Regions from separate parts of the Homo sapiens genome. Here region 1 is linked to region 2. A link is a loop called in an ENCODE intact Hi-C map of the cell type or tissue named here. Cell type or tissue: lower leg skin. All regions are shown on one strand. Each heading gives the region's core, and the rest is flanking DNA. Links, peaks and the distances in the headings are about the cores only.

Evidence for each region. Peaks named below come from ENCODE experiments on the same cell type or tissue, not always from the same donor. Only the 100,000 strongest peaks of a DNase experiment are listed, where the experiment ranks them.
Region 1: it touches region 2 in a loop (2.0-fold over the local background); 7 of 110 quality-filtered maps call a loop at or near these places.

Annotation. Positions count from the first base shown.
Region 1 is chr14:23,435,812-23,448,020 of GRCh38, forward strand. No RefSeq gene overlaps it. Among named protein-coding and RNA genes, the nearest start is that of MYH7, 6.3 kb to the left of the region's middle. RefSeq lists enhancers at 1-546, 1,567-3,194, 2,324-2,824, 6,593-7,903. In lower leg skin, for the core only: no CTCF peak of the experiment used is centred there; DNase peaks (open chromatin) are centred at 2,900 and 7,200.
Region 2 is chr14:23,343,683-23,355,891 of GRCh38, forward strand. It overlaps SLC22A17 (solute carrier family 22 member 17), which reads right to left and starts at 9,205. Exons shown (of 10, transcript NM_016609.7): 1 at 8,964-9,205; 2 at 8,266-8,769; 3 at 8,070-8,173; 4 at 5,590-5,744; 5 at 4,824-4,989; 6 at 4,479-4,624; 7 at 4,209-4,314; 8 at 3,832-4,049; 9 at 3,419-3,530; 10 at 2,636-3,254. The coding sequence starts at 9,059. The coding sequence ends at 2,966. In lower leg skin, for the core only: no CTCF peak of the experiment used is centred there; DNase peaks (open chromatin) are centred at 3,169, 4,644, 5,539 and 9,119; H3K4me3 peaks cover 974 bases.

The DNA.
Region 1 (12,209 bases), core at 2,344-10,343, 93 kb after region 2:
CCCCGCCTCTCCAGCTAGGAAACAATTGGAAGTGGTCGTCATTGTTATGGCATGGACTGTGCAGGGTCTGAGTTCCAGGGGGCGGGGTGGCTCAAAGTGCAGCAAAAATATCTCCCAGGCCAGGCCTCACATTCCACAGCTGGCAGGAGAGGGAACTGACCACGACCACCAAGACCACAGGCAGCCAATGTCCTGGCTCTCCCGCAGGGCACTTCTGGCCCTGGACACTGCTCCCCCTCCAGTCCCCTGCTGCGAGGCCCCTGATGGCCTGGCCGCATTTCCACAGTGTCCTCCCTGCTCTCCTGGCCCAGGTCCTGTATCCAACTGGAAGCTGGGAAGGGGCTGAGTGTCAGCAGCAGAGAAGGGTAGGACAGAGTTGGGGGCATGGCCCCAGGGTGAGGCAGCTAGACTGGGGCAGCTGGAAGGACATTTCCTAGCCAGGTGGCAAGAACAATAACCATGGAGCTTAGAGATGGGGACTCTGGCTCAGGCACTGATTTCCTTGGACCAGCAGGCAATGTGTTGAGGTCACCAAGCCTCCGAGCCAGACAGGCCTTTAGCAATCCATCCAAGCACTTCATTTAATGGAGAGGGACAGTGCATTCTTTAAGGTTATACAGCTAATCGGGGCAGCAGGATTCAAGGTGGGAAACCTCAGCAGATGGGAGTGGAGCCCGGCCTGTGGAGGGTAGCCTGGAAAGGTGGGCTGGGATTCCAAAGATGTGGGGACCCCCTATGCGCAGAGAGCAGGACCCAGCTGCATTGGTCCTAGTTTGGAGCGGTTTGCCTGACTCACGTTCCTGGCTCTGCCCCACAGGTACTAAAGGCCTGAGCCCAGAGACAGACCCTCTCAGAGCTATAGATAATACAACTACTTGGAGCTGGAAGGAGACCCCTAAGACAGCTGTTGTCTGGCCCACCCAGCCTCAGCTTTATCCAGAGCTGGAGGCGACTAGTGTTCTGGCAAGTGAGGCAGAGTAACAGGACAGGAAAAATCTTCCCCTCTGCAGGCCTGAGGAACAGCCACAAAGGAGGGGAGGAAAGGGAGCTGGGGCCCAGCCTACGAGCACAGAACACAACCGATGCCATGCTCTTCTAGCAACGGGGCATGCAAGCTTGACTGGCTCCGTGTCTAGGCAACCACTGCACGATTTGGTGTGAAATCTCCCCCTTCTTCCCAAGCACAGCTCTTCCGCGCATGCGGATTAGTCCATCTGATTAGCTGTCAGCTTGGAAGGAGTGAGGCAGGCCTGGGGGATGGGTGCAGCAGGTACATTTTGAAGGTGGGGTGGGCATAGCAGGGAAGGGAAAATCCAGGAGGAGGCCTCTGTGGGGGTTGCTTGGTAACCAAGGCACTAAGGTACAGTCTGAGGACATTGAGCAGCTATAAGGGGGGTGCAGGCAAGTGGGGGTAGACCACGAACTGCAAGGGCTGTGTCTGACAACACCGCAGCTCTGCAGTGCTAAGGTATACAGTTGCTGAGGTTATCCCAGTAGTCTGTGCTACTAACATGCCCGGCAGAACAGACTCTGGCAGTCCCCCCCAGGCCCTGCCAGGTGCTGAGGAATCAGCCCCATTGACAGAGACAGACCCTCTCAAAGCTATAGATAATACAGCTGCTTGGAGCTGGAAGGAAACCCCTAAGACAGCTGTTGTCTGAGGTTCCCTGTAGGAACCTCAAGGATTGGCGATGAGGGGCAAAAACTCCTTTCGTCCCCACCTTCCAGCTTTCCAAGCTCCAAACTGCCACCCCTCCCTGATTTCCCAGGGCAATTAAGATGCACAAAGGGTGCTTGGGACGTAGTTGAGCCATTTCAAAGCCAGTGTCTTCACCACAGGCCAGCGTCCTTCCTTGGCTGGGGACTTGGGTAGTCTTTTCTGCATTTGGGAAATCAATCACACTTTGTTTCTCTCCTTTCGGGTTTGGGAGGCTCTGGTCTGTTGGTGTTTGGGTGTTACTGTTCTCCACCCATGCCCCCTCTCATTGCAGATAGAACTCACCTCCCTAACTAGGCTTTGCCTCACAGCTCAGACAGATCAGAGGGCCTGCTGTCCTTAAAGATCCCCACTCACTCCCTAGCTCCTCCAGCACCTGCTCTTGGTTACATCATGATTCTCTTCCTGCTGCTTGCTGCTGTCTGAAGACTGAGCAGCTTTGCAGATTCCTCCATTCAACAAGTATTTATTGAGTGCCTACTATGTGCCAGGCATTATTCTGGTCAATAAGGACATAACAATGACCCAAAGAAAGATCCCTGCTCTGGACTGCTTTAGTCAACTGTTTGTAGAAATGGCATCCAGGCCTACCCTTTGCACACATGCACATTCCTTGTGGGGAGAGTGAGGGGCCAGGGGCCCCACCATGCTGGGGTGGGTGGGGATTGTGCAGAGTGTGCTACAAAGTGATAGCAAGATAAAGGAGAGCAAAGCAAAATGCTATAAATAAAGAGAGGCTGGAAGGAGGGCCGCTTCGGCAAGGTAGACCAAATAAGGCCTGAAGTGAAAGGAAGGTGATCTGTCCCCCGTCCTCCCCTCCCCGCATTGTGCCGGCTTTGTCTGCACTCTGTCACCACCCTGATCAAGTGTCAAGCCAAAACAGGGGCCATTTGCTGTGAACACGCCAGCGGTAGTTCAGAGGAAAAGTTGCTAAAATTACTCCCAGTAATTGTGAGGGAGGGAGACACCAGGGCGAATTAGAAGCGATGTCAGCATGGAGAGAGGGGAATCAGAAAAAAGCTCCGGTACCCAAAGGGAAGGAAGAAACGGGGCAGGAAGAGGCAGGGCACTTGGTGCAGGGGAGGAATGAGGCACTCGTTGTTTGTGCACAGGGCAGAGGGGAGCCACCCAGGAGTGGAGGCTGACTCTCCCATCCGCCTGCCCCCAGAATCCCTGACCTTGGGGGGACCCTGCCCTGGCTCCACACGAGCCTAGGATTAGGGAGCTGAGCTTTCTGCCTGTCTCAGATTTCCCTTTACAAACAGCTGCTCCTTCTTGTCATTCTTTTGTCTTCCTGCTGGCTTCAAAATCTTTTGTACTTGTGCACCCCCTCTCATTCCCTACTCTAGGTCTCTGCTTTCTGATGGATGTGAACAAAGAGAGAGATGGAGGGCCGGAGACAGGCTTGGGGCTGGCCTAGTTCACTTTGGGGTAGTTAGGGCAGGTTGATCTTGCCTTCAGGGAGTGTTTGGAGGGACACAACTCACCAAAAGGGAGACTTTGTGGGGAGTGACCGGTCTGGAGGGCCAGAGGCCTCAGAAGCATACAGGATGAGCAGTCTGGTCAGCTTTGGAGTCAGTCACAAAAATCCACTTTGAAACCCAGTGATTCCATTTTCTAGCTGTGTGGTCTACGTCAGTCATATAATTGCTTTGAGCCAGTTTTGTCATCTGTAACATGGGGATAGCCACATTTTGTTTCCAGGGCTACTCAGGCCATTAGAGATTGCACAAGCAGAGTCTACACACAGCAGACACACTGTGGGCCCTCACTGAATGGCAGCTCTTAGGTTAGGAACACAAAATTGAGGAAGCCAGGCTGCAGACAGGAGGGCCGGTTGCCCTGCCATAGGTTCTTTGTCCCCACACCTCCTTCAGCCCCACTAAGTCCACTTGGTTCAAAGGATGGTCTGGACCAGAGTAGATCAGAAATCCTGCAGTCTTGTGGTCGGCTCTACCCAGACTGTGACTGCCCTTGGGAACGTCATGCCAGGAGGCCAAGGTTCTCAGACTGTCCTAGACTCAGTCTAGGCCCACAGTCCAGCCCTGAGCTGGGATAGGCATCACTGCTTGACTGCTGCCCACTGAGCTTCCCTCATGACAAGCCAGTGTGTCCTGAGGTCCAGCAGGAGTTGACCCAGGCCAAGTGGTGACATTGGTCAGGCCACCAGATAGGAGCAGGCTGGGCGTTGGTGGCTCACACCTGTAATCACAGCAGTTTGAGAGGCTGAGGCAGGCAGATAACTTGAGGTCAGGAGTTTGAGACTAGCCTGACCAACATAGTGAAACCCCGTCTCTACAAAAAATACAAAAATTAGCCGGGCATGGTGGTGCACTCCTGTAGTCCCAGCTACTCAGGAGGCATGAGAATCGCTGAAGCATGAGAATCACTTGAATCTGGGAATCGGAGGTTGAAGTGAGCTGAGATCGCACCACTGCACTCCAGTCTGGACAGAGTGAGACTCTGTCCCAAAATAAAATAAAATAAAATAAGCTTTCAAGATGGGGACATGACAGTGGAGCTTGGTGAGGGGAGGGCTTTAAGAAGCACTGAGTATCAGGATATGTTCTGGGCAATGAGAATCACAGAGTGACCAAAGGCATGGAAGGGGAACGGTGTGGTGAGTTCATAAGGACTCGGAGGACACATGCCTGATGAGGCTATGCGTATGGGGGATCTGGAGACATAGGTGGAAGGAAAAAAAGGTAGGGCCCCAATGTCGGAGAGGGGAAAGGGCTATATACATATTGAGTGACCACCTGTGCCAGGTGCACAGTGTTTTATACACCATGATCTCACACATGTTCACAATTGTGTGTCACTTTAATTGTGTTTTATGGAGGAGCAATGGGGTTCAGAGAGGCTAAGATGTTTGCTCAAGGTAAGTAGCAAACGTGGCACTGGGATTCAGACCCAGGTCTGTCTTGCTCAAAGGGCTTTCTACGGACTCTGCCCTGTTTCCCAGGACAGCAAAATGGATAATACCCTGGAAGCAATGAGGAATGACTAAAGTTCTAAACCATGGCAGTCATTGTGATGTCTTGAAACCAGAGTTTGATGGGCCTAGCAGGGGTATTATTGGGTGCTTTGCGGAAGAGAGGCTGGAGGCAGGGAGACCCGAGAGGAGGATACAGTAGCCATCAACGTTGGCAGGAAAGCGAGACCAGCAGCATGAAGCGGAAAGGCAAGGCTGGAAGGCCTTTCTAAAGAAGGAATAAAATGCCTTGCTAACAGCCTGGACGCAAGAAATGAGGAAGGGAGAGGCATGACTGCACGATGTCGGCAAGGATGGGAATAATGGCAAAAGGGACACGTAGGAGGAAGGACAGTGTTCCGTTTGGGGGAAATGGAGGTAAGAGTGGGGCAACCAATGGAAGATGTTTTGCTTTCCTGAAGGAAGCTGGAGCTATGAGACCAGTGGGCAGAACTGGATAAAGAGGGCTGACTACCTCGGGGGATGTGAAAGAAGCCATGAGGTTGGAGAGAAGAGGAAAGGCCTGGGAGATACCCACAGTACAGCGATGGGAGAAGGAAGAGAAGCCCGCAGAGAAGAGAAGGAGATTCAAAGACAGCTAAGGAGAGTGAGAAATGGGCAGTTTCCTAGAAGCCAAAAGAAGCATTTCAAGAAGAGCAGGTGGCCAGCAGTGTCAGATGCCAAAGAAAGCCTGTGTATCAGGAAGACAGAGAAAAGAACTTGGATTATCTTGGAGCAAGCAGCTTGTGTAGTGTCACAGGCAAAGCCAGGCCACAGGGAGTTAATGAGGAAAAAGATGAGTGGACAGGAAGTGGAAGCAGTGGGTGTACACCATGCATTTGAGGAGTTTGGCAGTGAAATGAATGAGATTAGACAACAACTCAAGGGAAGAGGGCCAAGTAGCACGGTTTGTTTTGTTTTTAAGGTAGGGTATTCCAGAATATGTGAAGAGGGGGTAATAAAAGATGCCCTTGTTTTGTTCACCATTTTCTTTTGCACTTTCTGGTTGTTTTCTTATTCTCATCTCCCTTTTTGGAAGCCTGGGGGGTGCTTTGAGAATGCCTAGAGAGTTTGGGTACCCACCACCAGAAAGTGGGCTTGCAAACATGAGGCTCAGCTGGCTCCCTCCTCATCTTCAGATATGCACGTAGGGAGCTCAAGGCAGAGCTCGATACAGCCCTGGCTGTCATCATTGGGCCCACTCACTGGCTGGAGAAGGGTCTCAGCCTCCTGAGTTCCATCGTATAAAGATTAAAGTAGGGCTGGAGGGCAGGGAGTAGCCCTAGCGAATGATCTGGAAACATATGTAGTGCTCAGCAATTCAATGTCTTCTGCTTGTTTTTGCTTCACTATTTTTACTTTACGTAGAAAGACAATGTCCCTGGTGTGAAGGTACAGGTGCCTTTACTGGGCCCAACCTACAACTCAGCCCCAAGAGAGCTTCCTAGTCTCTTAGGGCAGGGCTTTTGCTGGTGCTCCAGGAGAATGGTGGAATGCTGACCCTTCTGGGATGTTCTGTGCTGTAGCAGACATTTGAGACTGCAGCAGCACTTGCTGGGTGTGCAAGCCCAGCAGAACCTTAATTCCACTTTAGTGCAGAACCTTAATTCCAGTCCTTTGCTATACATGCCTCAAAGTTCTCCACAAGAGTTAGAAACTGAGTAAGTAGGCAACAGATACACACATTATGCAGGTTCTTCCAGCCATGGGAGAAGGTGGTAAGTGACCTCCCTGGGTCTGAGAGTCACAAAGTCAGATTTGGAACAGAGGGGCCTGGGGAGCTGGCTGGTGCTTTTCTCCAGGGAAACTTTTCCAGGGCAGCTAGCAGTCCCAGTGCCAGACTGCCTCTTGGGTCCATGAATCAGATTGGAGGCTGAGAGCTGGTCAGGCTCCTGGATGTCTGAAGGGACCAGTGCAGAGGTTTAGCTTCCCTACCTGTAGCAAGGAAAGAAGGGCCTTTATCAAAGGTCTGGGAGTTTACTAGATTAAAACAGCTGAACCATTCTAAGCAGGAAGAGTGGGAAGGAAGCAAGATGGGACAGTAGTTGGTTTGCTGGGAGTGAGGAAAAGTCAGGAAAGGGGTCCATGGAGAGGCTGGGAGAGGGGCAGAGGGGGAGATATGCAGAGATATTGCATAGTAGCGGGGCTGGGGGAGCTGAGGTCCGGCTGTGGGAACAAAGACAGTGGAGTGACGAGGCTAAGACTGCAGAAAAGGTGCAGAGCTGTGTGTCTGTGCATGGTGGAGGAGATGACCTTGCCCAAGGGCAGAGCCTTGTGGCTCTGAGAAGCCAGGGCAGGGGGCACAGGCTCCAGCCTGGTCTCCCCGTGCCTGGGCCCCTTGTCTCTGAGATTACAGCCTTGGCTGCCAAGAGCAGCTCCATGGGGGTGGTGTGGAACAAAGCGAACGGCCCTTTTGTGATTCTGGGTTCCTAAGAATAGCTTGGCTGTGTGTGGGGAGGTGTCTGTAGCCTGCCTGTCCTGGGTCTTGTTCTCAGAGGTGTTCGAATGCCTGGTGTTGGCGGGGCTCATTGCTAGTTGCTGGGGTAGTGGAGGCCGTCAGCCCACCTCAGCCTCTGTTACCTGTGCTTGTCCAGCTCAGCTTTGGGAGAAGGCTCAAGGCCCAGGGACAGTGGAGGGGCAGACACGGAGTGGCCCCAAGGTGTTAAGGGAGAGAAGACAAAGGCCACAAGCCTGGAAAACAAATTTGATGCCTGAAAGTGAAGACAGGGAGGGTTCTGGGAAGGTAGGGGTTGAGGGACAGCAGCCAGAAGAGGCCAGAGCAGGGATGGACATGTGGGAAGGACTTGTGGGACATGGAGGAGAAGCAGAGAGAATAGGTGCACGCGGAGGCCAGAATGTGGAAAGCAAAGGGATGAGGAATGGTCCAGGGGAGGGGGAGCAGGATGGACGGGTTGACAGAGAAGAGCAGATGGAAGGAGAGAAGAGAACGAAGCGGGAAAGGCAGTGGGCACTTCCACAGAGATTGGAGGGGGGTGGCATGACTCTTGGAAGAGCTTGGAAGCAAGGCTCTCAAACGCCATTCCTGTGAGATAACAATGCAGTCAAATCCCTCCCTAATCTCCCCTCCTATTATTAGCCCAGCGTCCTCTCAGAGAATAGGCCACAGGTCCCTGGGCTCTGTCCTTTCCCCCATGCCCTTGGCTGGAATTAGACAGACGTGCCTGCATGGTCATCTGCTAACCACGGTGTCCGGACTTCTAGGCAATGTCATTGGACAAGAGGATAGAGAGGTAGTGGGAAGGGGATGGAAGGTCACCGGACACCCTCCGTGGACGAGGCAGCAGCTAGACACAGAGAGGGGTGAAGGGGTGCACTAGAGGTCTTTGTGCTCAAAGACTTTTCAGATCAATAGAATAAATACACAAGCAACATGATCACAAGTACAAAATAACATGGTTAACACGTGCAAAATAACTGGAAAGTCAAACACATAGCCATGGGGATGCAAAAGAGCTGTCATGAAAGGGCAGAGCAGAGAGGGGAGGGTTTCTGGGGAAGGTGAGCTTGGAGGTGGGTCTTGAGAGGATGGATCTCGAGGAACCACGTCCACAGCTGCTGGCCAATGCTGTGGGCATTCCGGAGGAAAGAAGGGAATCAAGGAGACAGTGGCTTCTATGTCTACTTTTCTGGCCCAGCCTCTAGGGGCAAGGTTGTTAAAAGCTTAATAGCAGACTCCTGGGTTTTTAAGCACACTGGTATTTGTTGCTATTTATTTAAAACTGCTGTTTCTTTCTTGTCCAGCGTGGTCCTTTTACGTTTTCCCCTTAGCCTCCCTCTTGCCTCTAGTATCCCTAAATACTGTTTATCATTTTGATACTTAAAATGGCCAAAAGTTATCATACATATTTTTATTTTGAGCTCTTTTGACTCTGACAAATCGAAACAAAATAAATACTTGATGAATAATGTACCAAAGAAAGTGAGCAGCTGCTGTTCTGTGTTCCTATGAGGGCTCCAATTGCTCTTGCAGGATGAGGGACATAGATGAGATTCTCTGGATCATATTCAGGGAGAGGGTGGAGGAGGGTGGAGGTAGCTTGCTTTCTCTCTCTCTTTTTCTTTCTGTTCCTTCTCTCTCTCAACTTGCTTTTTTCTTCCTCTCTCCTTCTTTCCTTCCTTTCTTTCCTTTCTCCCAAATTATAAAAGTAATGCTCATTACTTTAAAAATTCAAACAATAAATCTTCTATAAGGCAAAACAAGTGAAGTCCCTTCCGCTGTTCACAATCCCATCCCCAAAGGTTAATAGTCAGAGTGTATCCTGTGCTTGTCCATTTGGAACCTTTTATGTATATGCATAAAATACATGTTGGGATTTTTTTTTTTTTTTGACAGAGTCTCACTCTGTCACTCAGCCTGGAATGCAGTGGTGTGATCTCTGCTCACTGCAACTTCTGCCTCCCAGGTTCAAGCAATTCTTGTGTCTCAGCCTCCCCAGTAGCTGGGATTACAGGTGCGCACCACCACACCCAACTAATTTTTTAGTAGAGATGGGGTTTCACCATGTTGCCCAGGCTGGTCTCGAATTCCTGAGCTCAGGTGGTCTACCTGCCTCGGCCTCCCAAAGTGCTGGCATTACAGGCATGAGCCACCACACCCGTGGATTAAAAAAAAAATAGAGACAGAGTCTTTCTATGTTGCCCAGGCCGGTTTTGAACTCCTGGACTCAAACAATCCTCCTGGCTTGGCCTCCCAAAGTGCTGGAATTATTGGGATGAGCCATTATGCCCAGCCACATGGGAATTTTTTTCAACTGGGATATAAAAAAATGAAACATATATATTCAACCAGGGAATGCTGACTTAAAAAAAATGTATGTAGTTTTTGGAAGCTTCTCAAGTCATTAATGATTCCAGGATCCCTCTTCAAGTGACACATGTGGACAGTTACCAGAGTCTTCAGAGGCTATATAGTAATCAGCACTCAAAAGTGAATCAAAGTGAATTTTGAGAAATGAATGAAAGAGGCCAAGGAAGGATAAGAAAGAGGATGCCAACCCCTTTTAACTTCAGCCCTTCTTTGTTCCTGGACATCCTCCTCTCAGGAGAGGTCACTTGGACAACATCTGTCTGGGGTCAGAAGTGACAGTAGGTGCATGGTAGACTCTCGGGTCATGGGAGATTATCCTCATGGCAGAGTCACCTGTCCCTGCTTGTGAAAAAGACTTTTTTTTTTTTCACAATGGTAGCGTTGGCATAATGATGCCTAGTAATTACTTTTGCAAGGCTGGTTCTGAAATGCCACATTTTTCATGCTCAGAAAAAGGTGGTCATTTTATCTGGTCGTTTTTCTGTTTTGAACTCTGGAACTCATCCTGAATGTCACATTTGTACCTGTTCTTTGTGTGGAAGCTCTAAAGTGGCCTTTAGCCAAAAGTCAATCAAAAGTTTTGAGCAAGATCCTAATATAGTTGATGACTGATGCAGCCCTTGAGCTGACAGCTGGTGTAGCATGGATGGCTGGATTCCTGATGTGAAAGTATGAGACCAGAAGCAACTGAAACGCCCAACTCTCTACTCTCATTCTGCTCTGTGCTGCTCCCCCTCCTCCCCACTGCGGGCCCCACACGAAGCCAATACTAATTCCCCAGTTTCTGCCTTTTCAGAGACCCACTGTGTGCCCTGCCCAATCAAAGGGAAAAGGTGGGATGGAAAAAAGGAAAGAAAAATATAAGATAATTATTATGGCTCCTGACAGCTCTGTCAGTAGGATAAGGGCCTGAGATATGGAACCATCCTCTCTTGCAAACAGGGAGCATGCATGTGGAGGACCAAAGGTGGGAGGAAGGCTTGAAATCAAGAGAATGGAGGGTGAGAAAGGGAAGTGCAGGGAGTGGGGTCTACAGCCCCAAAGGTGAGCCTCAGGAAGGCCTCACCTCTCTGGGCAGTGCCAAGAATCCTGGGGAAGAAAATATGAGGAGTGGCCTGGCTCCCAGCCCTTGTGTCCTACTTCCCCTCTCCCATGCCTCATTATACCTGAAGGGCCAGTCCTGCCCCTGTCCCTGGATGCATGTGAGAACCCAGGAGGAGGACCTGCATGGGCTCTGGCCTACACTTGGAGTCTCAGCATCGTCACTCTTGCTGCTGTGCCCTAGTTCTAGAAATTCAGCTTCTATCTTGTTCCTAAGACTTGGGCCCCACCCTGTGCCGCAGGCCGGTAACTGAGCCCTGGTTCCCTCTGCCAGAGGCCTTGTCTTGGTAACCCTCTTCGTCTTCCTGGCCCTGTCTACTTCTCAGGGATTAGATTTTTCCCTTAAGCCCCAGCCAAGAAGCCAGGGGCACTGTTTCCTGCTCATAGAAGGAGATAGCATATTTTGATAACTAAGAACATAGATTTTGGAGTCAGACTTAGGTTAAAAAATCCTGGCTCTACCACGAACCAGCTATGTGACCTGGGTGTGTCATTTACCCTCTCTGAGAAAAAACATGCAGTATCATGTGCAGTCTTATGACCCAAAATATAATCCATAGACTGGCAGCATCAGCATCAGTGGGAGTTTGTTAGAATTGCAGAACCTCAGGCCCCAGCCTAGATCTATTGAGACATTAGCATGTTAACAAGAACCCAAGGTGATTTTGTGCACATTAAAGTTTAAGAAGCACTAATGTAGAGGAAAGAGCACAGGCTCTGGAACCAAGAAGATCTTGCTCTGAATCCCAGCTCTAAACCTCAGTCTTATCTGTAAAATGTGGATGGCAATACCTACTCCATATACTTATCTTGAGGATTATGTATATGAAGTTACAGGCACATGTTCTAAGAAACAGTGAATTCACTAACAGTGAATGTATCTATTACTATCTATGGCCTGCTTGGCTTTCCAAACCTGTTCCAGTGCCCTCTTATTAGAACATCTTCCTGATTCTGATTGCTTTAATAGACTACCTCCTTTCATCTGCTGCCAGGCTAGTCCACATCCTTCCAGCCTCTGCAATGAGAATATTCTCTGAGATCTGCCCCATCTCACTGGGTCCTGTCTAACTCCAGATCCCAGGTCCTTCCAGGCCTACTGTTCTGCTCCAGTTAACAGGAACACAGCTTACCACACCCCAGGAATTCATTCCACCAACATTGATTAGCACCAGCTTTGTGGCAGGCATAGTCTTGACTTTGGGAGCTCACAGAATAATGTTGTTAAAAAGATTAACTGAGGCACATAAGATTTAAAAGAGTTTACTTGAGCAAACAGCAATTCGTGAATCAGTCAGCTCCAAACCAGAAGTGGCTGGGGGGCTCCACTAAGGGTACACAAGTGGGAGGCTTTTACAGGAGGAACATGGAAGTAAGGCAAATAAAACATTTGATTGGTTACAGGTATACAGCTGTCTTATTTGGTCTGTCCTGTTAGAAAGTCCCTAGTCACATAATTATAAGTTTGTTGGTTGCTTCTGATTCATTGAGCTTAAGTTCTGTTTTTCTTTAACATAGGCATTTACAAGAAATAGCCCAAGTTAAGTTTCACTTATGTTCACAAATCAAGCAAGGTTAAGATCACTTAA
Region 2 (12,209 bases), core at 1,822-9,821:
GAGGTGGACGCGTGAAATGGTGAAGGGTTGGTTTTAAGGGATAGAATCAGTTCAAGGTCAGGCCCTCCAAATCAAGGATGGGTACAAAGACACGTAAACAGATGGTAAAATAAAGGACTTTGTCTTCTAAGCTATCATGTGTCATCTTTGCATCCATCCCAACCATGAAGAATTTTCTGGCTGGGCCTGGTGGCTCACGCCTGTAATCCCAGCACTCTGAGAGGCCAGGAGTTCAAGACCAGTCTGGCCAACATGGTGAAACCCTGTCTCTACTAAAAATACAAAAAATTAGCCGGGCATGGTGGCGTACACCTGTAATCCCAGCTCCTCAGGAGGCTGAGACAGGAGAATTGCTTGAACCCGGGAGGCAGAGGTTGTAGTGAGCCGAGATTGCGCCACTACACTCCCGCCTGGGGAACAGAGTGAGACTCCATCTCAAAAAAAAAAAAAAAAAAAATTCCTACTTCCTGTAGAATTAAAATAAAATAATTACTGATAGGATAAAGATACCTTGTGACTCACCCAGCCTCCTGGGTATAATACTTCCGTTATAAGTTGTGCTGATAGATATATATTAAATCTTTTTTTGAACAATGCTTATGTTTTATATAGTTAATTGCTATAAGTCTGTAACTAAAACCAAGATTATAGTAGCTTAATGCATAGAAGTTTAAAAATAAGTCAATTTTGTAACCTCTCCTTTGGCTTTTGTTTGTTCACTTTCTACTTAAAAGAAAAAACAATTTTAAGGGATGAATGCCTGTCCATGTCCGTTACTATCTAGCCTAGAGCAATTAATTGGCTGTAAGTCTTGTTGACTGTAAGTCCCTCGGCCATAGGGAGTCCCACTGAGGGACAAGATGGACCTGGGGCAGGCAGCCATGTCACCCAGGCAGTGCTATGGAACAAAATTACAATTGGTGGCCATTAATGTTGTCTCTGGCAAATCTTGGCCAGAAGGGGGAGAATGTAAACTAAAAATAAAACTCAAACACCTCGCCACCCACCCTGCAACCATCTGAATGGACTCCCCCCTTGGCCAGAGCACCCTAAAATTTAACCTGAAAGGCTGCTGCAGGTCATGATGGGAAGTGGGGGTCCGACATGCCTCATTATATCCCTCCAGTGTTAACATCAACACAAACCTAAGTCTGATAAGGAACATTTACAATCTATTTTCTCTGAAGCCTTCATCTTCATGATAAAACCTAGGTCTCCAAAACCCCTTATCTTAACCCAAACATTCCTTTCTACTGATAATTACTCTTTCAACCAATTGCCAATCAGAATATGTTTAAATCTAACTACGGCCTGGAAGCCCCTGGCCCTGCCTTTGAGTTGTCCCGGCTCTTCCAGATCCAACCATTGTAAATCCTGCACGTACTGATTGATGTATTACATCTCCCTAAAATGTACAAAGCAAGCTGTACTTCGACCACTTTGGGCACGTGTCCTCAGGACCTCCTGAGGCTGTATCATGGGTGCATCCTTAACCTTGGCAAAATAAACTTTCTAAATTGATTGAGACTTGTCTCAGATAATTTTTGGTTTACACAGCTTACACCTAGTGGGGGTAGTTTAAGAGACACTTAGGATACATTACCTTGTTTAATCCTCATAGCAAGTCTTAAAGGAAGTTGGAAGCTAAGAGATTTGCCCAAAGTGGTAAAGCCAAACCAGATGTGGTTTAAGAGGGAGGCCCTGGCACTGAGGTAGAAGTCTCAGTTTTCTGCTGCCACCTTCCAGAGAGCCAAGAGAACCCACTCTTGCCTTCCAAGGAATGTGCCCAAAAGTTAGAAGAGTTGGGAAGGTGACTACAGTATGCATCCATGAAGAGCTCTCTGGGATCTAATCATGTCTCAGCTTTGCCACTCATTAGCTTTGTAACCTTGGGCCAGTTACTGAGTCTCTCTGACCATAAGTTTTCTCATCTTGTTTAAGAGAATAAGAATGCTGTACTGAGCTTCCATTGTTTTTTTCTGAGTGACACCCAGTCCCGCTTCTGCTAACAGTGCCCAAATTTTGCTTTACCTATTCCCAGTTGGGAGAAATAGGGGTGTGGGAGGCATGTTACTCTAGCTAGCCAGTGACATGCTCTCTGGAAATTAATCTTCAGTGGGATAACCCAAAGATTAAATTGCACTGGAGCTCATTCATCTAGAAGAAGCCCTGACAAAAATGTTGCTGGTTTTTGCTCCTCAGACAAGGAGCCTTCTCCGCTCCTGACTAGTTATTTTACGACGAGTTCTGCTTCTCCTTCATTCTGTGAGCTCCCACCACAACCTGCCCCACCAAATCGAATAATTCCCTTTTTGCTTAAGTTCATTAGAGCCAGTTTTTATTGCTTACAACAACAAACAACAACAACAACAACAACAACAACCCCTAATTGATCCAAACACCTACCTTGCAATGCTGTAAAAATTAAATGATACGAAGTGTGTCAAGTGCTTAGGCCAGTTCTGGCAGCAGTGCAAGCAGTCAGTAAGTGGTGACAGTTGTCTGTAAGTCACCACTGGGGGCAGGGCACAAGGAGGGAGAGGGGAGCTTGTTATCGGTGTGCATTCCACTGAGAAAAACCTTCCCCCAAGAGATAGAAGGACAAACAGAAGGGAGGGAAGTCCAGGCTATGATATGCTCGTTTATTCCAAATGTCTTTATTGAAACAGAATGATAGAGCAAGAAATAATGAGGTCTGGGTGGATGTCTTTGGGCGCAGGATGGAGCCCAGACCCAGTGGTTACAGTGTGGAGCTCTCTCCCTGTCCCCTGACTCTGGCCAAGGAAGTGAATGCAAAGCAGCAGGGAGGAGGCAGGGTGGGGACGGCCCTCTGAGCTCTCCGCGATGGCTGGCGTGAGGTGCCTCTGAGACTTCTGGGCAGCCCTGCCTTCCCTACTCAGTCTTCCCGATCTTCTTGCCACCTTTCTGTGTGGGCCAGCCTCCCGCCAGGGTACTCAGAGGCCGCTCAGAGGGCAGGGTTGGGGGTGGCAAGCAGCGGGACGTGGTCACAGCGGGTAGGGGGTGGCTGCCGCAGCAGGGAAGGCCGGCGACACAGCTCCCCGTCCCGGAGCACCTCGGGCAGGAGCTTGCGCTTGGTCTCCGGCAGCAGCATAATGCTGAGAATGCAGAGGAGGGCGCAGGCCGCCAGCACCACGTGCTGCAGGAAGGCTCCATGGCCCATGTGGAGGCGCTGGGCCGGGCCGCTCAGTCCTCCAAGCGCCCCTAGAGCCATGATCAGGCCCAGGCCACGGCCCCTGGGGGGAGACAGAGGAGGAGCTCAGCCCACAGCTGTAGCCTTGCTGGGCCCTTCTCCCGCAGCCCCCCTCCTCCAGCCCGCAGGCCCTGTCCTCAGGGGTGGGGTGGGGGAGCGGGAGGCGAGGGGGCCCGGCTCTGCCCCTGGGGGCACCCCTGCTCTCACCGGACAGTGGTGGGGATGACCTCAGCAGCAAGGAGGGTGCTGAGGATGGCGGCAGCTTGGGAGGAGAAGAGCCCAAGGACAGAGAAAGTGGTGATGGCAGCCTCGTTCAGATCTGCAGAAGCAAGAGGGATGATATGAATGCAGGTGGGGAGGTCAAGGCTGGCCTAGTCCCGGGTGTCATCCCCTTGGCTCTCTGTTCCCATGGCTCTAGCTGGGCAGGCTCTGGGCATTCAGTAATTGACTGGGAGAGCAGATGGGGCTGTGGGGCCAGGTGGAGGCTCGTGGAAGAGCTGGGCAGGGTCTGGGGCTTGTCTTGGGAGGCCTGTGCCAGAAGAAATGGCTGTGCCTGTCTGAAGCACCTCTGTTGGGGTTCCCTTGTTGAGCCCACACTGTGGGGAAGATAGGATGCTCACAATCCCACAGGCCCAGCAGGACCAGGGAAGCAATGCCGGTAAGGGTCATGGAGAGAAGAAGGATGCCCCGGCGGCCAAATCGGTCCACGGTGACCCCCAGGAAGACACAGGCCAGGGCTGCGGTGCCGCTGGCCAGCAGAGAGCACAGGTAGAAGTCCGATGGGCTCCCTCCTCCTCCCACAGGCTGGTAGCAGTGGCGAATGGCATGGGCAATGAAGCTGTGAGAAGGGGTGGGGAAGCAACGAACAGAGCCTGAATCCCCTCCCGCAGCCTTCTACAGTGCTGATGGTCCTCCGCAGGGGTCCCCGGGCCTTCCCACCCAGCCAGCCCCCATTCCAGCTACTGGCCTGGCCCTCAGCCCAGACACCCAGGCTCACTTGGTGAAGCCCAGGATAAGCAGATTTTTCCAGATGTTGCGGTAGTTGAGGAGGGAAGCAAAGGAAAAGGAGGATGTTGCAGGGAGAGGGCAGGTATTCTCCAGGTCTTTGGGAGAGAGAGAGGAGCTGTCAGAAGAAAACCCTGAGATCCCAGGATCCTCCCACATGGGTGGTGGGGACCCTGGGAGAAGGTGGCACAGCTACAGCCATGCAGAGGGCACCATCATGTGTGCAAGTGAGGCAACACTCACAGGGATCCCTGTCTCTTACCCTGCAGGGCCTCCTGGGCCTCCTCCCCCAGCATCTGCCCATGGGGCCGGTTTCGCTCAGCCAGGATCCTCAGCACAGACTGAGCCTCCTCAATCTGCCGCTTCACTATCAGCCACCGTGCGGACTCCAGGAACAAACCAGGCCAGCTGGGGGCAGGGGGGAAGGGGTATACTGTGAGGCCTCCCTTCTCCTGATCTAGGGGTGGGAAATGTGCACCTCTGAGGGACTGGGGCTGGGGTAGGCCTGGACCAGGGGTAGTTGGAGAAGAGGAGGGGTCTCCGGGCTAGGGCTAGTTTGGAGGCAGAGATGGGAATTGCCAGACGACAGGTGAAGGGTAATACTGACCCATAAAACAGGAAGAGGATGCAGGGAGCGGTGATCATTCGCTGTAGGAATCGCCAATCCTTAGAGACAAGGGCCAGGCCCAGGAACAGGAAGTGCCCTCCCACCCCCACCAACTCCCCTGCCAGGGCCACCCGAAGCCTCTGGGTTGGGTCGCACAGCTCCAGGCCTGGAGATACAGCAGGGGTGGAGAGAGGAGAGGGAGGCCAGGGAGGAAGAAGGCATAAGAGAGAAGAAGAAAGAGGGAGGGAGGAGGACAGAGAGAGAGGTCAGACCCAGAGTGGAGGCTGCAGCCATTGCCTCCCTTGCTAACCTCTGGGTGGCAAGGACTGGGGAGACTGTTCAGCCCTCTCTCCTCTCCTGCTCAAACCTAGGAGGGCTCTAGGGCCAGAGTCCTGGGTGAGTGTTCAACATTTCCAATTTATAGGCCCTTTCCCATCAGGCCTCTTATTTGACCTTCACATCAACCCTTGTCCAAGGTCACACAGCTAGGGACAATCCTTGTCCCTGGACTTACTGCTATCAGGGGAATAGCACCTTATTCCTTGGCAGCAGTAAGTCCAGGACAAAGACTTTAAAGATTGTCGGGAGGGGGAGATAGGTGTAGAGAGAAGCAAGAGCCCTGGATTCTTCAAGGGGGCCTGGGCAGAAAGATAGCTGAGATTCTAGGCAGCTGAAATGTGGCCTAGGGGGCAGTGAGGATGGCCTGGCGATGCAGGCAGGTAGGCATGAGACCCAAGGGAGGGAATTCTGGGAGGGTGCCACTTACGCATCAGGTAGACACCCAGGTCAACACCGGCAAGCAGAAAGCCCAAGAGGAATCGGAGGGCCATGACGCCTGTGGAGGAGCCTGCAGCAGCCCCTCCTACTCCACAGGGGCCCACCAGCCCCAAGGTCAGCAGCACAATCCCGCGACGGCCAAATCTAGAAAGTGGGAAGGGCTTCTGGTCACCCAGACTCTCTGGTGGTGGGAAAGTTGCTGGGTAAGACCCAGCTGCACACTTCAGAGCTAGAGGTATGAGAATGAAGTTCTGGGAGCAAGAGTTGGACAGAGGCTTGAGAAGATGGGGAGGGATGGGGACCATGGGTGGGTGATGCCTGGCTACTGGGCACTGGGGTGTGGTTGTGGTTCTTTAAGAGGTGGGAACATTGACTCTTGGGCTATTGGTCAGAGATTAGGGCACTTGTCAATGGATGTGACATCACTCAACAGAGGGGATGGGATATTGCTTAGGGGATTTGGGACCATTCATCCTTAGGAACAGAGCTAATGGTCAGTGGGCCTGGAGCTTATCTTGCTCAGACTGTTCAGAGGAGATGTGGGAGGGGGGTTCATTGATATACGGAGTTGGAACTATTAACCTGTGGAGGGGAGGCCATTGGCCACTTGTGCATGAGGATACTACTGGTCAGTGAAGGTAAAGCCAATGATATTAGGGGACTGAGTAATTGATTTTTGGAGATGAGGCCATTGTTCCATGGAGGTGGGACATTGGTCTATTAATACATTAAGAATGGTCAGGCTGGGCGCAGTGGCTCACACCTGTAATCCCAGCACTTTGGGAGGCCGAGGCTGGCAGATCACGAGGTCAGGAGTTCAAGACCAGCCTGACAAATATGGTGAAACCCCATCCTTACTAAAAATACAAAAATTAGCCAGGTGTGGTGGCAGGTGCCTGTAGTCTCAGCTACTCGGGAGGCTGAGGCAGGAGAATCGCTTGAACCTGGGAGGCAGAGGTTGCAGTGAGCTGAGATTATGCCACTGCACTCCAGCCTGGGCAACAGAGCGAGACTCCATCTCAAAAAGAAAGAAAAAAGAAAAAAAAGAAAGAAAAAAGAAAGATCAGTGGGGACATAGACATGGGTGTATTAATCCATAAGGTAGGACTATTGATCAGTGGGATGAATCTATTAATCCATGGGAATAATCAGTAAGGATAAGGTCACAGACCAGGGGAGATGAGACTATTGGTAAGTGATTATGGTCACTAACTATGAGTTAGTGAAGACATGGTTACTGATTCTTGGAGGCTGGGCTATTGATCTTTGGGGATAAGACCATTGATCTATGGAGATGAAGATAGGGAGCCTCTGGTCATTGCAAAAGGGGCACCAATCCCTGGGAGTTAGGCTATTGATCTAATGGGGTGGGGCATTTTTCCATGAGGATGGGCTTATTGGTTAATGTGCTGAAGGCTACAGATTTTAGAAGACCAAATTATTGATCTTTGGGGATGAAACCATGGTTCCATAGGAATGAGGCTACTGGTCTGTGGCAATGAGGCCACTGATGCATAGGGATGGGCTATTGACCTGTGGGTTTCGGATCATTGGCCCACAGAGGTGTGTGACTATTGGGCAGTGAGGATGGGTATTGATTTTAAGGAACTGGACTATTGAATGTTGGGATGGCTTTGATCCACAGAAGTTGAGTTATTAATCCACTTGGATGGAACTGTGGATCAATGGGGCTGAGTCTAATCGGAAGTTTAGTGCAGTGAGAGCATCTGGTCAGTGGTGAAGGTGACCAGAATCAGAGATGAGATTTTTGATCTGTGGGAAGAGTTATTGGTTGCTGGGATTGGGTTGTTGATCTCTAGAGGTGAAGCTACCGACTCATGGAAACGGGGATTTCGGTGAGAGGATCTCAAAGCCCTGAGGATCCATGAGGGTATGACTGCTAATCTATGGGCTATTCCCCTACAGAGCGTTGGGTCATTTGGTGGCAGGCATGGGACTGTGGGTTACTGGGTCTGAGGATATTGTCTTTGGAGATAGTTAGTTGACTTGTAGGGGAGGGGTCGCTGGTCAGAAATGGGGTAATTTGTTTGTGAAGTTGAACTATTGATCAGTGGGAATGGAGCTGTTGGTGTTTAGGAATTAACATATTGATCTTCAGGAATGAGGTCACTGAGATGGAGCGAACAGTCCATGTGGGCTGTTAGTGGGGATGAGACTATTCTCTTTGGAGATGAGGCCATTGATTCACGGATAGGGGGCCACTAATTAGTGGGAATGGGACTAATAGTCCATAGAGGTCGAGTCATTCCCTTGCGCGGAAGAGGTAGGGAAGGGGTATTTCTTGATGGAGAGTGAAGTTGAGACATGGATAGACCATTGAATAGAAGTCCAGAGAAGACTGCAGAGTCCAGCGAATCGTCTTCGACCTCCTGTAAACGCCCGCTGCTTGGGTTAGCTTCCCTAGCACCCCCTCCTTTCTACCAGCCCTGCCCCCACGACAGCCCTCACCTGTCTGCGGGGTAACCCAGGAACAGGTAGCCGGAGGCAAAGCCCAAGATGAAGAGGATCTGCTCCAGGATCACCTGCCAGCCCAGGTCACACACCAGATCCCACTGGGGATGTGAGAAGGGTGCAGCGGGCGTGAGGCCCCGCCCTCGCCGCTCTCTGCCCGCCCCCAGACCCGCGGCCCGCCTGGCCGCCTCACCTGGCCGATGGCGTTGGTGGTGAGCACAGGAAGGCCATTATAGTCCCAATCCTTGAGGCAATGGTTGAAGTCCGGCGGGGCGAAGCCGCTGCACGAGGGGTCGGTACTGGTGGCGACACGGCTGGCGGCGCTGGCTGCTAGGGCAGCGCTGGCGACGCTGACGCCGCTGGCATTGGGAGGCTGCTCCCAGCCAGAGGCATTAGGGGGGAAGGCCCCGTAGTGGCAATGCAGCGGGGGCGCCAGCGTGAAGATGGGGTCCGAGGCCATGCCCAGAGCCACGAAGAGCACCGGCAGGCAGCAGAGGCCGAGCTGCAGCTGCTGGCCGCCGCCCAGCGCCCCCACCTGGGCGAGCAGCGCCTCAAAGCTGAGGGGGCCTGGGGGCACGGCCAGCGACAGGCTGCTGCCCAGTCCGTCGCCGCCCGCGTCTCCCTCCCCCTCCCGCTCGCGCTCCCGCTCACCCTGCAGCTGCTCCGTGGGCACCGCATCTCCGAGGGTCCCGACCTGCTGTTGGGGGGCAGGGGGTGGCAGGAGAAGGGTGAAGCGGAGGAAACCGCAGAGCAAGGGCAGGGGGCAGGTGGGAGGGAGGGCTAGGAAGGCAGTCAGGGGCGAGGGATGCGCAGGAGGAAAATGCCAGACGCTCCGCGGGGGCGGGGGTGCTGGGAGAGGATGGCGTCGCCACCTGGGGCTCGGGCACTTACTCCGTTGGAGGTGGGGGTGATCTCTACAGTGTTGTCGATTTTGCCGCCGCCCCCGCCATTGGGCTCGGGGGTCCCGGTGGCCACCCGGGGAGCCAGCTTGCCGACCGCAGGGGCCCTGCCGGCCCGCGCCGAAAGGATGCGCTGTCCTCTGGCTCAGTTGCGCGCCGGCTGCCCGGACACAGACAGCTCGAAGAGATCCCGCTCTGCAGCTCTGCAGCCGCGGGCGCCTCCTTGGTCTCTGCGATCTCTGCGCTGCTTTCCCCTCCCCTTCCTCTAGACTCTCCTCCCCTTCCCACGTCAGCAGAACCTTCGGTCCAGACTCTTCGTCAGAGAGAGGAAGGGGGGCCAGGGCCCAGGGGAGGGAGGGAAGGGGGGCTCTGTCGTCTCTTTCCTGGGTCTGCGGGCCATTGCGGTAAAAAAGAAAAAAAGCTGAAGGATAGTAGCTAGTCCAGGCAGATGCCAGAGATTCTTCCTCTGCTTCCAATCATTTGCCATCATTCATTCATTCATTCATTCACCCATTCACTAATCAGTAAAATTTAAGTGTCCACTACGTTCCAGGACTTGCACTAGACTTTAAGGATAACAGGGTGGACAAGTTCCACTTTGGAGACCTTTACTCCAGGGAGACAGACATGTAAACTGGCTATTACAGTACAACTTATGCATATGGAAGACTGTCTTGGCCCTGTATCAGCCCTAGCTTCAGTCCTCTACAAGGAGACCACTTTCTTGGGTTTCATCACTCCCATCCTGTTTGAATCTCCATTTCTCAACAGCATTTGGCACTGTTGACCCCTCTTCCTCTAAACACTCTCTTCCTTTGCTGCTGAGTCTCTCTTGCTCCCCTTTTCTCCATTGCAGAAATCGTCTTCCAGCTCATGGCATTGGTGCTGAGCATGGGCAGGCCATTATCCTCCCGGTTCTTGAGGCAATGATTGAAGTCCAGCGGGGTGACGCAACTGCAGGAGGGGTCTGTATTGGTAGTGATGAGGCTGTGGTGCTGGCTTCTAGGGCCATTCCCGTCTGTATCATTTAGACACCATGGTTCAGTGTCTGGAATCCTCACAGACTTAGTCCTAGGCCCTCCTCTCATCTCACACTGTCTCCACTTTGGGATCTTACCTATGCCCACAGCTTCAATCACCACCCATACAAACAATACAAACCTGACGCCCAGACTGACATCTCCAGCTTCCACCTCTGTTCTGAGCTCCAGACCTATGAAGCCACCTCTTATTTGACCTTCACCTTGGATGACTCACAGGGACCTCAAACTCAATATGTTCAAGACGAAATTTTTGCTTTTCCCCCATAACTTGGTTGGCTTCCACTGCTTTTTTCTGCAGCGAATGGCACCCTCAACATCGCATTGTGGCCAAATGCTCAGGCAACAGCCTTTAGAGCTTTCTCTTCCTTATCCATGTTGAATTCTTTACAAAATTCTGCCCATTTTACTTCCTATATATTCTCAGACATCCCACATCTCTCCATCTCTACCATTATTAGTCAAGCTACCTGTTGCAAAGACCACTTTAGCTCCCTAATTCCTAACTGGTGTTCAGCGTCCGCTTTGTTTATACCTCCTTATCACCCATATGTCATTTATAGTCAGATAGAATGATCTTTTCAAAATACAGATCTGATCATGTATCTTTCCTGCTAACCAGCCTTCAGTGGTGTCTCCTCACTGTCAAAGTGAATATTAAAAATCTAGATACCTCATACATGGTTCTACATGCCTGGTCACATGCTGTCTGTAGTTCCATCTCACTTCTTTCCCCAAACTCTCTGCACTCCAGCCACAGACCTTCTTCTAGTTTTCCCAGCGCCACGAGGCCTTTGAACAAGCTGGTTCCTGCACCTAAAAAGCTTCTTAGTCACATTTTTCTCATCCTTCAGCTCTCAGCCTAAACATCTTTGCTACACAGGAGTCTTCCCTAACCTCTAGAATTGCTACTCAAAGTGTGGTTCATGGACCAGCAGCATTCCTGGGAGCTTGTTAGAAATGCAGAATCCAAGCCTCACCCAGACCCTTGAATCATAATCTGTATTTTATCCAGATCTCCAGGCATAGGTATTATACATTAAAGGTAGAGACACACATCTCTAAGAGATTTGTTACCTGATAGGTACTTTATTCTCTAATCCTAGGTAAGGGCTAGAAAGCAGTGTTCTATCATTGTCAGCCGGGAAATCTTTCCCCCTTCTCTCCACTGAACCACACTTTTAACTTGTCTCTGTTCAGAAATTTTCCACGTATGGGAAACTCTTTTCTTCAGACAGGGTCTCACTGTCTTACCCAGGATGGAGTGCAGTGGCTTGATCACAGCTCACTGCAGTCTCCACCTCCCCAGCTCAAGCAATCCTCCTACCTCAGCCTCCTGAATAGCTGGGACTACATGCATGTGCCACCACACTTGGCTAATTTTTTGATGTTTTGTTGAGACAGGGTCTCACTGTGTGGCCCAGGCTGGCCTCATACTCCTGAGTTCAAGCCGTACTCCGGCCTCAGCCTCCCGAAGTGCTGGGATTACAGGTGCGAGTCACTGCATCCCTCCGAAACATTTCTTTGCTAATGCATCAAGCAGCCTCCTACCACTTCCCCTCTCCCAACTCATTTCAGCATCTCTTCAGGTTTTACTATGGTGCTGTATAGCCAATATTCCTTGGGGATTTATCGTCTGCATCCTTGTGTCTGTCCTGGAATAATAATCACTTAATTTATACATTGTGGGGCTGTTCACATGCATTTTCTTGTTAGGTCCTCACAATAACCCTGTAAGACCATTATGATCATGCTAATATTGAAGATGAAACCAGGACTTCAGAGGGACTGGCATGATTTACCCATGGATGCACAACTACATGGCAGATCAGAGACTTGAATTGAAACCTCTAATTCCAGGCTAATCTCTTGAAATTCTGTTTGGAAGATGATGGACGATAGACTTCAACACATGGGGGTGAATTTTGTTGGCCCCAGAATCTGACAGTGCATTTTTCTTTGAGAGTGAGATGAGAAAGGAACCTAAAGGGGAGGAGGCAAATGTGCAGGGGTGCCAACAGACTATGATTATGCCCCCAATCCAGTCATCATGCCATGGTAATATCTTGGGAAAGCAGAACTGAAGCAATTGATTTGTAGCTTGGATGTTTTCCCTTGTGGTAAATGGCTAGCGTGATCTATCTAAGCCACGGTCTTATCAATTTCACCAAAGTCCTGAAGACTGACCTTTCAACACA